Regions from separate parts of the Mus musculus genome. Here region 2 is linked to region 1. The links are chromatin loops, found by intact Hi-C in ENCODE. Cell type or tissue: gastrocnemius. All regions are shown on one strand. Links, peaks and the distances in the headings refer to the core of each region. The heading gives the core; the rest is flanking DNA.

What was found. Peaks named below come from ENCODE experiments on the same cell type or tissue, not always from the same donor. Only the 100,000 strongest peaks of a DNase experiment are listed, where the experiment ranks them.
Region 2: it touches region 1 in a loop (4-fold over the local background); 2 of 42 quality-filtered maps call a loop at or near these places.

The regions. Positions count from the first base shown.
Region 1 is chr2:138,301,659-138,310,181 of GRCm38, reverse strand. No RefSeq gene overlaps it. Among named protein-coding and RNA genes, the nearest start is that of Btbd3, 27 kb to the right of the region's middle. In gastrocnemius, for the core only: no CTCF peak of the experiment used is centred there; DNase peaks (open chromatin) are centred at 1,315 and 5,170.
Region 2 is chr2:138,198,269-138,206,791 of GRCm38, reverse strand. No RefSeq gene overlaps it. Among named protein-coding and RNA genes, the nearest start is that of Btbd3, 76 kb to the left of the region's middle. In gastrocnemius, for the core only: no CTCF peak of the experiment used is centred there; no DNase peak of the experiment used is centred there.

The DNA.
Region 1 (8,523 bases), core at 436-8,435:
ATTGTCACCCTCTGTCTTGTAAAGGGCTCACTTCTGCGGCCACACTATACCCATGGTGCCACATACTTCAGTTATCAGTACATCTCTGAGAAAGGGCTCCTAGAGAGGCTGGCTTGTACTGCGGGACAGGTGCTCCATGAATGTGTATTGAATGAACACTGAAATGTTTGTCAGGATAGTTTACACACATATTATGAAAAAAAAAAAAAACTCTATTTCATACAAGCACCTCTCTTCCAGTATCTTCTAGAAACTTTTATTTTAGTTCTATAAGATAAACATCAATTCTTTTATTCATTGGACAGCTCTTTGTTGACCACTATGTGCTAATACTATCTTGGTCAATATAAGTAACTATAGTAGCAGAGCTACTCTAATTTTTAATAGGGAGAATAGGATATGAGAAAAAAATCAATCAATCAATCAATCAACCAGTAGACAATGCAATTTGGCCATACTAAGTAACAGATAAAATAATTAAATGATGTTTCCATTGCTACTTCAAGTCACCCCATAAGACCAAAAAAAAAAAAAAAATCACCTATTGCTTATAGATTACATAGCTGAAGAATTTGAACAAGGCACACTAGGGGAAGACTGTCCCCAGAGCATTACCCAGGACTTCAGCTTTAGGCTGCTGTGCTTGATAATGGGTGCTTGAGCTACATGGACACATCTGGTGGTAAAGTTTGCTGTTACCTGTGACATGTATTGAGTGGTGACTGGAATATCTCCATGTGGAATATCTCCATTTCCCCCAGCACGGCAGCCTCATGCCTCCTTACCATCACCCCCACTAGCTCAGAGTTCCAAAAGCAAATGTCCCAACAGGCAATGTGAAATCTCTATAACACTAATACCTTCCTAAGTAAACCTGGAGGCTGTGGTGTCCAAGATCAAATCACTGGAAAATTCAGAATACTGCTCGGAACTTGGAAAAATGTACCTGCTTACTGCGTTCTCCAGAGGGGAGTGATGACATGTGTTTTCATGGCAGAAGGACAAGAGGGCCAAAGGCTAAGTAACCCATCTTTAATGAGGACCAAAATTCCACTAATGAGGGAGGAGGAGCCCTCATGACCTAAGAAGTTTTTAATGGTCCTCTTTTAATACTATCACATTGGTCGTTATGTTTGAACACAAGAATTTTGAAAGGAATACATTAAAATCATAACACACAGCCTTAGCAATGAGCAGGTCCAGTAATGGCATAAACTCTGTGGGTGGCCTTTGTCAATTGGAAGGTCATATGGTGCCAGCTGCTACATCTTGTTCTCACAGAACATCTGTGCTGCCATCAGCATGCATCCAAAGGCCGCTTGGCAATGGATGCTTCACTGGCTGTGGTCCAGAAACAACCCATGGTAACTGCACTAGTTATCTATTGTTATATAACAAATGTAGATGCTTCTGACATCAAATAGCTGCTGTGGTTATCGATGAATCTATGGGTTCATTGAACTATTCTGTGATCTGGAGTCAGGTCACCTGATCTGGGCAGGGCTTGTTCATGCTTCCAAAGGTTAATATGGCAACTGGAAAGGCCTTAGCGGGATGTCTTTTCTCCTAACTTCATGTCTTTCAGATCCCTCCATCAAGGTGGCCTAGACTCATTCTTATAATAGGCATTACAGAGCAGAAGTAATAAGTTCAAGTTTCTGCTTGTGTCTTGTTAATATTTGGATTTAAAATGTCATACATAAACTTATATTTTAAAGCATTGGTCTCCAAGTTGGCACTATTTTAAGAAATTTTGGAAATCTTAGTAGGTGCGTCTGGGAGAAATCTGTCACTAGTGGTAGGTATTTTAAGAGTATAGTCTAACCATTGGTTCTTGTCATGCTCTCTGCTTCCTGGTATTCCATAATGGGATAGACTCTGCCACAAGTTTCCCACCATGAATGCCACCATGCCACCATGTCTTTCCCTACCCCAATGAACTAATACCCTTTAAACTGTGAACCAGAACAAAGCTTTCAACTACTTTCCATATTTCTATGGATCAAGTATATTTTTTCATGACGCAAAGGAAACACATAGATCACACACACACACACACACACACACACACACACACACACACCAGGATGGCTAGAAGTAGTTCAATAATTTGAGACAGCCAACAAGAGACAGAGTTACTGCATAAATAACTGCCCTCTCTAATCTCTCTCTGAAACACAGCTCCCAATCCCCTAAGTGTGAACTCTACAGATAATATGATGATGGAGTAAGACACTGTCTGCCCCAATGCTTACAGATATGTCTTAGGTTAGGGTTAGGTTAAGAGACACCAAGACCAGGACAACTCTTATAAAGAAAAAATATTTAATTGGGGTTGAATAACAGTTCAGAAGTTTAGTCCATTATCATCATGGTGAAAAACATGGTGGCATGCAGGCAAACATGGTGATGAAGAGATAGCAGAGAGTATTACATCTGGATCTCCAGAAAGCAGGAAGTGATTGACACACTGGACATGGCTTGAGCATCTGAGACCTTAAAGCCCACTTCCAGTGACCACTTCCTTCAACAAGGCCACATTTACTCTAACAAGGCCACATCTCCTAATAGTGTCACTTCTTGTGAGCCTAGGGGATCTCTTTTCATTCAAATCACCATAATATCCTATTCCAGACTTGGCTCTGTTGAAAATCCTCTGTGACATGTCTGAGAGGGTTTTTTTGTTGAAGACACTGTGACCCAGGTTCTAGGCTAGTTTGATTTAAATTATTTAATATTTTCAGATTAAATGTCTTTAAAATTTGGGATCCAGGAAAGCTATAACTACCTTGAAAGAGACTGTGAAGATAGTAAGGCCATTTGCACAGTGTGGAGTAGTGAGAAAATAATAAGTTAGAGCATTTACTATTATATCTGAGGACAACACATATTTTCCCTAAAAGTTGACAGTGTAAGGAAGGCATATGTGGAGACTCCATCACAGTGATGGGTGTCCATAAAACCTCTACATAGACAGTAGAAAGGCTGCTATCTGTGAAGAAAGCATTTCTCAAGAAAAGGAAGAATCATGTTTGGCTGGTGATAGCTCCTGAGAAACAACCAAAACAACCGACTGGATAAAGTGAGGTGAATACTACCTCTTTCCTTTCCAGCCATAGTCATTCTCCTGGGAGAGGCTTGATGCAAAATAAACAGGGGCACTCTCAATAAGTGACTCTAGGCCCACATTTTTTCTTAGTAAGAAATGCTTTGTATTAGTTACTTCCCAGTTGCTTTGATAAATCATCATGACCAAAACCAATTATTATGAAGAAAGAGCTTTTTTTTTTTTTTGCTTAGATTCCCAGACAGAGAATCCATATTGGTGCGAGAGGTTTGGCAGCAGGCAGCTGGAGCAGAAAGATGAGAGATCCAGTCTCCAACCACAAACACAAAGAGGAGACAGGAAACTGGAAGAGGTCTGAGGCTATGAACTCTCAAATCCTTCTTCAATGATGTATATTCTCCAGCAAGGCCATTAAACCTCCCCAAACAGCACTACTAACAGGGGACCAAGTGTTCAAATATTTGACCATATGGGGAACATTTCTCATCCAAACCATCACAATCTTAGAACAAAGGACTGAAGCATAAGATACACAGAGCTTATTAAACTTGACAGCATTTCTAAGCAGTTGTTTAACAAATAACACAAGGGATGTTAATACACAGCTACCACACATAGGCTGATTATACACTGTGTCCATACAAGTGCAGGGAGATTCATTTACTTCACAGTCTATATGACCAGTGCTTTTGATATTGTGCAGTGTATATACAACACTGATGTGCAATACAGTGATGTATGTGGTTATTCTGCTTAAGCCAAACATTCTACATCATTGAGCTGAGATGGAAATTCTCAGACGTTCACTGTTACTCAGTCTTTATATTTGAAATATTTACAAACGCTTTCTAGACTAGACCTAACTCAAGCTTGATAAAAATTTGTTCACAACTTTTCTTCCTGATACTTAGATCTAAAATTGTGTATGACTTCCTATGTTCTATCACCACATTTCCATCCATGTTTGACCTCTTATCATAGTAGATTGAGAATGCCTCCTCCGTCTTCAGAGCTGAACCATGTAATATTATTGCTTCTAGTGATGTTGAATGTTGAAGCTTGATACATTTACTTATTGTTAAAATGAGTAAAGCGTGACTAACAGAAGCCATGAATACTTTGCAAAGATGTGTTTCATTGTTCTCCGTGAATCTACAGCATTTAACAATTGACTACTGGGGCTGGGTATAGTGGCACACAATTTCTGCACCCGAGAGGTAGATGCAAGTAGCTCTCACTGTGTTTGAAATTTAGTCTACATAGCAAGTTCCAGGCTATCTAGTGCTGTCTCAAAACAAGTGAAAATTTTAACTACTGAAAATATGTGTGTGTATTTGTGTGTGTGTGTCTGTGTGTGTGTGTGTGTGTGTGTGTGTGTGAGAGAGAGAGAGAGAGAGAGAGAGAGAGAGAGAGAGTTTAATTCTTACAAAAAAGTATTTAAGAATCTTAAAGGAATGGAAAGTAAGTTCGTGGCAAGTACACTTAGTATATGAATAACATTTATGGATATAAATACATATTTAACAGAAATCTTGACTGGAGGAAATATGGAGAAAATAAACTGAAGGAACATTTCAGAAGATGTAAATTAAAAAGAGCTCGAGTAACTGTCTACTGAAACGTGTAATTTCTCCCATAAGAGACAGTAAATTATATCTGAAAATTTAAGTGACCCTTTCAGCCTGTTGAATATTCCATAATGCAGGATTAGAGTCACTGATATGAGTTTCTTTGGAGTAAGCTCTCCTGCTATTCAGTCCTAAGATGCTGATTTTCTTATTAGTCACTGCCTTCGACAATCCTGTACACTCTCTTCACTTCCACAGAAGGTCCTCGGTTTTCGTGGGTGGGGAGGCACTACTTTAAAGAGAAGTGAAGTATTCCTTCACTGAATTATGGGACCATTTGTGTGTCTGTGTTCTAAAAATAAAACACCAATCCCACAGGCCCGGATAATGTCAGAATTGACTAGTGTTATCTGTAAGATCCAAGGAGGGATATGGGTTGTTGGCCAATACTCAGGAGTAAACAATATCATGGGAGCTTCAGTACTTTCCTCTTGTGCGTCTTGCCTTATTTCTCACTGTGTGTTGGCTTGGTCCTTTGGCTGGCTTCCCTCCTAGTAGGAGTGAAGATGCCAGCAACACTGGGGGCTCACATCTACTTTCTTTATATCCAGCAGTGAGACAAAGAGAGTCAATCTTCATATTGACATTTATCTTGACTCTGGAAGACTGCTTGCAGAAATGTCTCCAATTTTCAACACTTCTCTGAAGTTATAACCTTTATAATAATAACCTTATGGTTTCTATCGGCACAAAGTACAACCTCTTTCCTTACCTTTTGAAGTTTTCTGGTCTTACAGCTTATACTAGCCAACACAGGATGGCAGATGTGCTAAAGTGATTATTTGGAGCTTAAGCTTCAAGAGAACTTCATAGTCACTGTCTCAAAGTGCTTACTACCTTGAATATGAGGACAAACTAAAGCTATCCTGATGGGATGTGAGAGGTCACATGAAACAGAGATAAGTCACATCAACTGGGCCCAACCCAGACCAACCTATAGACAGCCCACCCTCAAACACAAGAGAGTGTCCTTCCTGGACTGCTGTCCACAGGCACACAGGAAAGGTCAGCTGAGAAGAGCTGAATAACACATTTATGGAGGTATGACTTATAACAAACCCTAAGTGTTTAAAATGGGGGTTCTCAACCTGTGGGTTGCAACCCCCTTTAGAGTCGCATATCAGATATCCTGCATATCAGATATTTACATTACAGTTCACAACAGTAGAAAAATTACAGTTGTGAAGTAGTAATGAAGTCATTTTATGTTTGGGGGTCACCAGAGCATGAGAAATTGTGTTAAAGTGTCACAGCATCAGAAAATTTGAGAACTATCAATTTGAAACATCTGAATACTGTGGTAGTTTGTTACCTGGCAACAGTTAACTGATTCATAGATTTTCTTAAGACAGTCTTGACTGCATGTTAAATCCTAGATTCTTCTGCAACCAATAAGACAGTGGACCCAATCCATATGATGTCATCTACCTGGAAGTGTAATGCCAAAGAAGAAATGAAGGCCTTAATGAACAGCGGGGAACACTCAGCAGGGTGTAGGAGAAATGTGGGGAGAGTAGATTATGCAGTCTTTGAGTGGATATTGTTTGTCCTCTTCCATCATGGCTTCACCAGACTTCCCAGGTGGATGAGGATGGAAGGAGATAGGTGTGTCTGAACAGCTCCACTGGACTGAGGGCCTCTAACTCAAAACACAGCATCCCTAGAACCTCAGAGGAAATGCTTGCTTCAACAAAACTGACAATCACTGGCTCTGAAGGCTCAAGTTACTGAAAATTCTTATCTACATCTCCTGGTACCATTTGTTAAAGTACTGACAGGTTCTCACACTCCGTGTGAAAACAGGCCAAATCTCACACCTTTGGAGCTCACAAAGCCTTCCGAGAAGAAAGATGCCATACTTCCTATGAATATCCAACAACATACAAGGCCACTACCACCCATGGTACTTTTTCTGGAAGGTTCTATAACAGATCAACCTCCTGTAATGGCAAGCAATGCAAGGAAACCTCTAGACAACTTTACTTCAAAACACTGTCAAGTGTTGCTTCAGTCTGTTTCCTAGTGTTTATGTACTATTGTGTTTCCTTTTAATACACTGGAAATAGATTAAAATAAGTTTAAAACCATTAAATAAAAATATAAAAAGCAGGAATATACATTAGATTCATTGTATCCTGGCAGGTAGAAAATGTTGTCTAAACACAACTCAGTATGAAATCACTTCTGGAGGCTCCATTTCAAAGGGCAGACATTGACCAGGAACTGAGGGGACAGAGGCACCTTCTAGTACAGAGAAAAATAATTGTGGGTTTCTGGTAGCAGGTGGTTTTCATCTTTGTTTCTCAGTGCTGCTCTTAGAAGCAAGCAGGAAGGAACTTGTGTGTGTTAGAAAAGTAGATTACAGCTCTAAGACAACGGTGTAATGGAATTTTTTTTTAAATCATATTTGTAAGTACTCAGATTTTATTAGCAGGTAGCACATCAAAACTTATGGAGAGTGTAGCAAGAAAACAACTCCAAGAGATTTTGATATGAATATTGGTGGGATGGACTGTTAAGGACTTTAAACATTATATGTACGGATTTGTTGATTGAAAATGAAAGAAAATTAATGATGGAGATATGGTTCTGCACTTAAGAACACTGGCTATTTTTCCAGAGGACCTGGGTTTAATTCCCAGAGCCCACATGATAGCTCACACCTATCTGCAAATCTATGCCCAATGCCCTCTTTCTGGGGTACAGAGACATACATGAAGACAAAGCATAAATACACATTAAAATAAACTTTAAATATTATAAATAGTAGAATAAATTAAATTGGATTTAACATCTATAGAAATTAAACAGTATCGATAACCCTAGTGTCTCAATTGCCCGCATCATGCCCTTGTGTATCTTTACCTCACCAGATGACTACATTTGGTCTTTTATTTTAAACAATGGGACAGTAATACATTTGACACAAGTAGAGGATTGAAAAGTGTGTACAGTTTCCTCCTCCTGTCTTAGACTCCTCTTGCCATATTTATGAACATAGCCTTTTATAGCCTCCTGAAGCAGAACTCAGTCATCTCAGCCTACTGGAATTTAAACCAATAAAAAAAATATGGAATTCATAGAATCTGGGAGAAGGCACATCCTGTCTGAGTTTATTTGGGTTACAAGGTCTGTATTGGTTATCCCCAACTGGTTGTCTTACTGTTGTAGGGGCTTAAATATTACAAGTTTATTACCCCCATACACTTTATTTGGGTCACAAATCCGGGTCAGGCTTAGCAGGGAAGTTCTTCTTGGGTCTCACACTAAGATATAGGCTAGGTGTGAGCTGAAGGTCTGACTGGGATAGAAAGGCTCTGCTTCTATGATGACTCACTCAAGAAGCTGGTAACAACTGCTGTTAACTGATAGCAAAAAAGTCACCTTGGTCCCTAGGTGAGGTGCCCTAGGGTTATAGATACTTCCCCTAGAACACCTTTTCAGATAAAGAATCAGAGAGAGACTTGAAGGAAGGTTAAGCAAGCTTTAAGGAAAGGGGAGAGCAGTAAGAGAGCAGAATATCAAAGAGCAAGGCAGGTTAGACCAGGAAAAGAAATTAAAGCCAGTTGTAACCAGTCTTCATCCATTCATCCCCAGAACCTTTTACTGAGGTGGGCATAAAGATGGCACACTGCCCTGGATGGCATGAGTGATAGGCAGGAAAACTGCTTCAGCCCTTCGACCAATCACGGAAGAAACGGTCAAAAGTATTAACACTGGTCTAACCATTTTGATCGGTTAAGAGTTTGTGGCCACAAACTCAAGATGAATGTCTGCAATACACTTCTCCTTATGAATTTATCTTTCAGTTTTACGTAGCTGTGAGTT
Region 2 (8,523 bases), core at 367-8,366, 100 kb after region 1:
TCTACTATTTGAACACTACCTGGATTCCCAAGGAAGTAAAATGGAAGCCTTATATTATATGTTCACAGCACATAATACTCTCAAGCAATCAGAGTGATTAACCCCACAATATGAAAAATATCACTAGCCAATCTCATTTGAGAAGGGTTTGTGCTGTCTGAGTCCATTTTTACTGTTTCAATTACTGAAGTAAATACACAGCATTAGAAGTGAGATGTTCATTATTTTGGGTGGGCGATGACTTGGAGAGAGTCTGAAGACAGCCACAGAGGTTGAGCATAGTAGCTTTACTGGGATGCATAGCTACATGGTTTTCAGACCCTACAACCTGCAGAATGGCATTGCTGCCTTACCTCACTCCTATCCTGTAAGCCAGTTTAATAAATCACTTTCTATTATTTACATATACACAGTCTATTGATTGTGTTCCTCTAGAAAATCATACCTAATATGTTATGTGCTCTCTTGATGTTTTATAAACACTGAGATCCCGGGTGAGAAACAATGGACTGACTAGGTAATTTGAAGATTCTGGGTAGTGATGCTCAAATCAAATGTATTGACCACTTTTCTAGAACCCTTGGCCCTAGCTACAGCTTTGTCACACAGATTCTGTTTAGCAACAATACATCTTAGTATTAATGTGGTACTCTCCTAGTTTGATTTCTGTTTCTGAGATAAAACACCTTGACAAAAAGCATCTTAGTAGAAAAGGGTTTGATTTCACCTAACAGTAGAGGTAACATTATAAAAGGTCTATCATAGAAGGTGATAAAAAGTAGCAGGTACATCGAAGATCTAGTGTCATCGTGTACACAGACACAAGCATAGAGAAATAAATGTGTGCTTGCTTGCTTGTGCCCTGGTTTATTTCTAAATCCACTCATACAATTCTAGACCTAGGAAACAATTTTGCTCTAAGTGGCTCTTTCCACCTCAACACACACAAAGCTTGAGACACACAAAGTCACAGGCCAACCTGTTCTAAATAATCCTCCACTGAGTTCCACTTCCCAGTTGACTCTAGGTTACCTCAGGACAACAGTTAAAACTAACCGTCACAGACAGAGAGCAGGCCCTCCCACCCCAGATTATACTTTGTTCAGAAAGTTATAATAGATGGCCATGGAAAAGACACACAAAATAGCTCCCATCCCCCACCCCCATTTGCCTAAAGGCAGAACATAAATTACACAAGTTCAATCACCTAGGTAAACTTTAGACCCTTGTTAGCCCAGAATTGTATTAGAGCAACCTACAAAACATTATCGACCACACATTTACCATCCCACAATTTGTCACCCTTAATGATACAAAAGTCACCCTAATCTTGACCACTTCTCCAAAGATTGATTATCCTTTGTTGTTACACCAACTAGAGTTACTTATTCTCTGGGTAATTCCCACTAACCGTGAAACTACATGAAATACACATATTAAAGAGCTAGGCTTTTCTTATTGTTAAGCTATCTTTTACTACAACGATCCTCACCTAAGAATTCATAAAGATGGAAGAAAATGAGTATCTTGTACTACAAACATACAGATTTGTGTTAGGTAAGTGCCATGTCCTGTGCACTATTTTAACCTCTTTGTTTCCACAGTTGCTCCAGGAAATGCCTATCAGTCCTTTTCTACTTCAGAGATTTATATGCTATGCATCTTTTTGATTAGCTATTTTTAATTTGAACTTTAGAGCCAAAATGGACTGGAATTGGTATTCAAACTCTAAGACCTTACTACCTTGTATTTAGTATCTCCACCGATCAGAGCCATTGCCAATATGATCAAAGTAGTACTTAGATAATCATGACAGGTCCTTTTTGAACACCTAAAAAATACTAAATATGGCTCCATGATCATTTGAATTCTGCATTACTAATGACCCTTGCAGAGATGAGGAAACAGACACAAAGGTTGAGAAATGTCGCAAGATTGGCACCTTGTACATGAAGGAAGCAAGCAGTCTGACTCCGATGTCTGTGACCCTAATTGCCTCTGTAAGCAGTGCTAAAGATGCTGTCCTGTTTTACTTCATACTTTTCAAACCTGAGCTTGCATCAGAATCAGAAGACCCTGAATCCTCAGCTTTTGATTATCAGCTTTGGGATGAAGCCAGAGATCTTCACTTTTAAGTCCTCATAGCAGTTCTGATGGTACTTAAAGTCCAAAGACCACACTTTGAGGAATAGTACAGCTCCACAAGGAAGATTCTAGCACCTAAATGTTCAAATTTTTGGCACAAATAGTATGTTTCTGGACAGTCTAGGCTATATAGAGTCTCTGTCTCAAAGTGAAAAAAATGCAGCAAATTTGACTACTCTATTCTTTTACTCAGAAGGAGAAAGAAGACAGGGAATATATAAGACTGGACCACTTGCTACATAGAGCTCTAGTCTAAGAACTTGCAAAGACTTTTACTTAGGCAAAAGTAGGCAGACCAACTTTACCTTCCATCCTGGGAGCCTCACTCATTAAGGTGGGCTCTGTTCTTTCATAAGGTTACATAGGCATTGCTGAGAGGCTGCCATGTTGTGATTTGCACCTTCAAGACACTTGAAAGAATTATGGTTTACACCCGTGGATCCTAAAACTTAGAAGGCTGAAGGACGTTTACAAGAGGCCACCCTTAGTTGTCACATGGACTATTAGGATGGTTTAATAGCCAACCAGTCTAAACATTGTTGCATGTTTGTTTGACTTTGTGCTTTGCTATTTCTTTTTTACATAAATTAAATCTACCACCCAATTTCCCTCTCCACATTCCCCTAAATCTTACTTAATATGTACTTTCCCAATTTAAAAAAAAAAAGTAAGTCAAATTGTTCTGCCCACATGTGCATAGGTATAAGGTTGAAATATTGGTAATCAACCAGGGGGCTACATCCGGAGCCAAGAAGGATTGTCTCTCTATCAGCATGTTTGGTAGAATGCAGACTCTCAAGAGGTCCTGTGATGTTTGTGATGGAGTTTTGTCCTTTTGGATTCACAGCCATGTCATATCCAGAAAATAACATTTCATATTACTCTTCTCTTATTTTCCTTCTCCCCCCTCTTCTGTGGTGTTTCCTAATCCTCATCAGGGGTTGTGTGACAAAGATGCTTCATTTAGTAATGGTCACTCATAGTCACTTGTTTTAATCATTTTGGCTACATATAAGTCTCTGCACCAACTGCTGTCTATTACAAAGAAATTAAGCAGACCAAGGCTGAGAGCAGTCCAGGTCTCCCCAAGATCCATGATCTCCACAGTTATGAACTTTTGGCCAGATTTACAGTTCCATGTAGAAAATGAAATTTCCTCCTGTGGAGTAGGCCTAAAATCTAACCAGAAAACCGTTGGTTACTCCATAGCAGTGTGTCACATACCAGTGCAACTATTATTGCATCAGTGGGAACATCCTGCACACCTCATCTGGTAGATGCCATTTCTTTAAATGTAGGTTTCACAGTCTATTCCCTAGCAAGCCTAGAATTTGCTATCTAGGTCATGTAGGCTTATTTCTTTAAATCTATGCCAAATGAATGCTGAACATAGTCTTAAAATGTAGGACTAGAGGACATTGTTCGAAATACCACAGAAGGTTCATCAATTTTTAATAACTTGAAAGGTAAAGTGGAAGAAAAAAACCAAATTTGCTGATTGTTTATCACTGTGCCTGAAATGCTCTTGTAATTAAAAATTCTAAAGACAATGGTCAGGTGCCCACAGGAGGATGATCTTAGGGTTGCTTTGGTTTGCATTTCCCTGATGACTAAAGGTGTTGAACATTTCTTTAGGTGCTTCTCGACCATTTGAGTTTCCTCAGTTGAGAATTCGTTTAGCTCTGTACTCCAATTTTTAATAGGGTTATTTGATTGTCTGGAGTCTAAATCTTGAGTTCATTGTATATGGGATATTGGCCCTCTGTTGGATGTAGGATTCATAAAGATTTTTTCCAAATCTGTTGGTTGCCATTTTGTCCTAATGAGAGTGTCCTTTGGCTTACAGAAGCTTTGCAATTTTATGAGGTCCCATTTGTCTATTATTAATCTTAGAGCATAAGCCATTGGTGTTCTGTTCAGAAATGTATCCCCTGTGCCCATGTGTTCAAGGCTCTTCCTCTTTGTCTCTTCTATTAGTTTCAGTGACTATGGCTTTATGTGGAGGTCCTTGATCCACTTGGATTTGAGCTTTGTACAAGGAGTTAAGAATGGATCTATTTGCATTCTTCTACATGCTGACCTCCAGTTGAAACGTTTGTTGAAAATGCTGTCTTTTGTTGAGTGGATTGTTTTAGCTCCTTTGTCAAAGATCAAGTGACCATAGGTGTGTGGGTTCATTTCTGGGTCTTCAATTCTATTGATCTTCCTGCCTGTCTCTGTACCAATACCATGCAGTTTTCATCACAACACTGAGATTCCACCTCACATCAGTCAGAATGGCTAAGGTCAAAAACTCAGGTGACAGCAGATGCTGTTGAGGATGTGGAGAAAGAGGAACACTCCTTCATTTTTGGTGGGATTGCAAGCTGGTACAGCCACTCTGGAAATCAGTCTGGTGGTTCCTCAGAAAATTGGATATAGTATTGCCTGAGGACTCAGCTATAACACTCCTGGGCATATACCCAAAAGATGCTCCAACATATAACAAGTACACATGTTCTACTATCTTCATAGCAGCCTTATTTATAATAGTCAGAAGCTGGAAAGAACCCAGATGTCCTTCAACAGAAGAAAGGATACAGAAAATGTGATACATTAACACAATGGAATACTATTCAGCGATTAAAAACAATGAATTCATGAAATTCACAGGCAAATGGATGGAACTAGAAAATATCATCCTGAGTGAGGTAAATCAATCCAAAAGAACACACGTGGTATGCACTCACTGATAAGTGGCTATTAGCCCCAAAACTCGGAATACCCAGGAAACATGAAGCTCAAGAAGAAGGAAGACCAAAGTGTGGGTATTTTGGTTCTCCTTAGAAGGGGGAACAAAATGCCCATGGAAGGAGTTACAGAGACAAAGTTCGGAGCAGAGACTGAAGGAGTGACCATCCAGAGACTGCCCCACATGGAGATCCATCCCATATACAGCCACCAAATGCAGACAGTATTGTGGATGCCAAGAATTGCATACTGACAGGAGCTGGTTATAGCTGACTCCTGAGAGGCTCTGCCAGAGCCTAATATATACGGAGGCAGATGCTCACAGCCAACCATTGAACTGATTATGGATCCCCAATGGAGGAGTTACAGAAATGACTGAAGGAGCTAAAGGGGTTTGCAACCCCATTGGAAGAATAACAATATCAACCAACCAGAGCTCCTAGGGTCTAAACCACCAACCATGGAGTACACATGGAGGGACCCATTGCTCCAGCCTCATATGTAGCAAAGGATGGCCTTGTTGGGTATCAAGAGAAGAAGAGACCCTTGGTCCTGTGAAGGGTCGATGACCCAGGACAGGGAGGTAGGAGTCGGGGGGGGGTTAGGTGGGGACATACCCTCATAGACTCAGGAGGAAGGGGGATGGGATAGGTCATTTCTGGGGGGTGAAATCAGGAAAGAGGATAAATTTGAAATGTAAATAAATAAAATATCCAAGAAAAAAGAAGAGGATGATCTTAGCCTTCCTCATGTACACCTTCATCTTTAAGCAAATGCATAGGCTTTCAGCTTGTTAAAATCCAGTCTTGAGGTCCAGAAATCCTACAGTACCAAAGGATAAGAATTACTCTTGAGACCTGATCCCAAGAAAAACTTAGGGTGATAAACAAGGAAAAAAGCAGCTGGTGTCTATGCCAATATATGGATGCCTGATTCTATGGATAAGACCATAGCCATGCCAATATATGGATGCCTGATTCTATGGATAAGACCATAGCCATTAAGTTCTAGGAAAAAAGATATGAGAAGCTGAAGAATGAAAGCAGTTAATACTATTAAGTAGTTTTTTCATCATTTGTCATGGGTTATCCTAGGGGCTTCTATTAGAAACACTTCCCTTGCTAATGCTTTGTGCCCTTGGTATGCTTGCTATAGCCCTGCTCCACATTTATCCTACCCTGAGATGCAGGTTGACAGAAAAGGATCAATTACTGTATGTATGAATTATCTCTTTGCTTCATTAATGATGTAACTTAAAACTGACATGTCATTTCAGCTTCACTTAGGTATAGACACATTTTTCTTTCCCAAATCTGCATTCCAGCTTATGGTTGTGCTGGTCAGCCCAATTAGCCTTTGAGGCTTAGTTGGCAGCCTGAAAGTCTTTTATGGACAATCGATATTTCTAAAAATAGTACAGTCATGCATAAAAGTTAAAAGGGAAAACATAGGTTTCTTTAAGGACATTGCTGATGCAGTAAAATTTATTTCTGACATGCTTACTAGACATAGGATAGGGCATGAAAAGACTCACAATACACTTACATATCCCTGCAAGTTTGTCCCTTGATATCTTTGGGCAATTTTTGGATACCCATTTCATAACTATTAGCTCAATCAATATTTTCTATTATCAGTATGTCCTATTATGTAGTGTAAATACTTCTGATCCTCAAAAGTAGCAGGCACACTCACTGTGGTGGAAGAGGTAAATAGCCCAGTAGATCTGAGAAGAAATACTTGTGTTCTAAAATCATGGTTTGAGTCATGGTATTTTGGGTACCAATCCAACTTCACAAACTCAGGTGTATATGAAATTCACCTCTTTTTATTTTCTGCAATACTCACTAACATCTATGATGAGATACTGTGCCACAATAAGGCGCACATTTGGTTTCAGTTATCCCATATGCTTGCTGTGCACTACATGTTAGTCTCTAAGGCTTTCACTATTTCTTGGCTTGCATACTATAGGGTTGAGAACACATTGTTTTTTCACATCACCAGCTGAGAGTCAGGCTTCACCCTGGTTCTTGGTCTTTGGTACCTACTATTGATACATAAGATTCTATCAACAGAACTCTTTATGTCCCATCTTAGCACAATGGATATATGTGCTCCTCTATCACATCCATAATAGACAACCTGGAGAGACCCTTAAATTCTTTACTGTTGCCATGTCTAGACCAGGGGCAACTATCTGGGCATAATCAGCTTCATTGCTCTCTTTGGGTCTTCTTGATAACCTGTAATTTTACAAATGACGGTCTGAATCTTTCCTCACTTCATTCCTTTGAACTTGTTCTGAATTTCCAACAATTCTGTCCCAAGCATTGGAACCCCAAATTTTACTGTATTCTTCTTTTAGGAAAGCATTCTGTTCTCCTGTGTCCACCTAACTCCCTTGCTTTGTTTAAGGGACACATGAGCTGGTGGGCTCTATTTTTGCTCATCTTACTTGCTCCCAACTTACTGTATTTCTTGTAATACAGGCTCCTTTTCTTCTTCTGCACCCAATCCTCTAAAAACTCAAGCCTGGAAAACAGTTGCTGTTTTTGTCCTTTTATCTTGTCTTATGTTCCTTGCTTCAAGGAACATAAATAAAACACTGTCAGAATGAGGGCAAATGGAGGAAACAGAACACAGGAGAGTGTAGCAGAAGTGAAAATGATTGCCGGTATGCTGGTAAATGTTTAACATCCTGCTGTCAAAGAGAAGAAAAAAAAAGTTTGATGTGTAGAGGTGCTGGTTTCTACAGTATAAATAACTCACACTGGCCACTGTCTGGATTGGAGTTGTCAGAATGGCAGCACTGAATTCTGGGTTCAACGGCGATGGCAGCCCCGAGCCATAAGGCATACTTCTTCCACACAGTTCCCAACATCATGAGGAATGCCAACAGCATACAGACAATAACTAGAGCAGTGCAATTACAAAGTGATCAGCTGTAACTACTTACTTTGCAGCCTCTGCGATGCTGGCTTTAAGTGCTGCCTGAGTACTAAGGACATGTACTTCAACAGGAAGCATCACCCGCAGTCCAGTTTCTACCATGTCATCTTAGAGAATCATTGGATTAGTTCACAGAACATCTGAGAATTTAGCAATGGGCTCTGGGCACACCAGTTATTAATATTTTGAGCTCAGTTGTTGTTTGCTAATATTTTTCACTCTTTCCTTGATACAATGGAAAGTGGACTTTTGTTGCCCAGTGTAGAAAGGTCATTTAACATTATTAATCTTTTTTTTATATCTAAGTCATTCCTCACATTATCTCAGGTTCACCTATGAAGCATCTTGTTGTACAAAGATCATTTGGGCTTATTTATTTTTCTCGTTTCCATAAAATATATTTTGATCATATTCTTTGCTGTCCTCCAGCTCCTCCCAAATACTCTCCCATCCTTTCCTACTTAACTTCATCTTTTTCTCTTACTAAACAAAACTAAAGGCGTATGCTCACACGCACTCACACATGTGCATTTGCATGTACGCATGCACGCATGTGTATACACACACACACCCCAAAACATGGAGTCCATTATTTTGACTTTGATCACATATGCAAAACTGTTTCTAGCCTAACTTGGGAGTGCTGAGTTACCTATATCACCTGGTATAACTCTAGGCTGATGAGGAAAAATGACA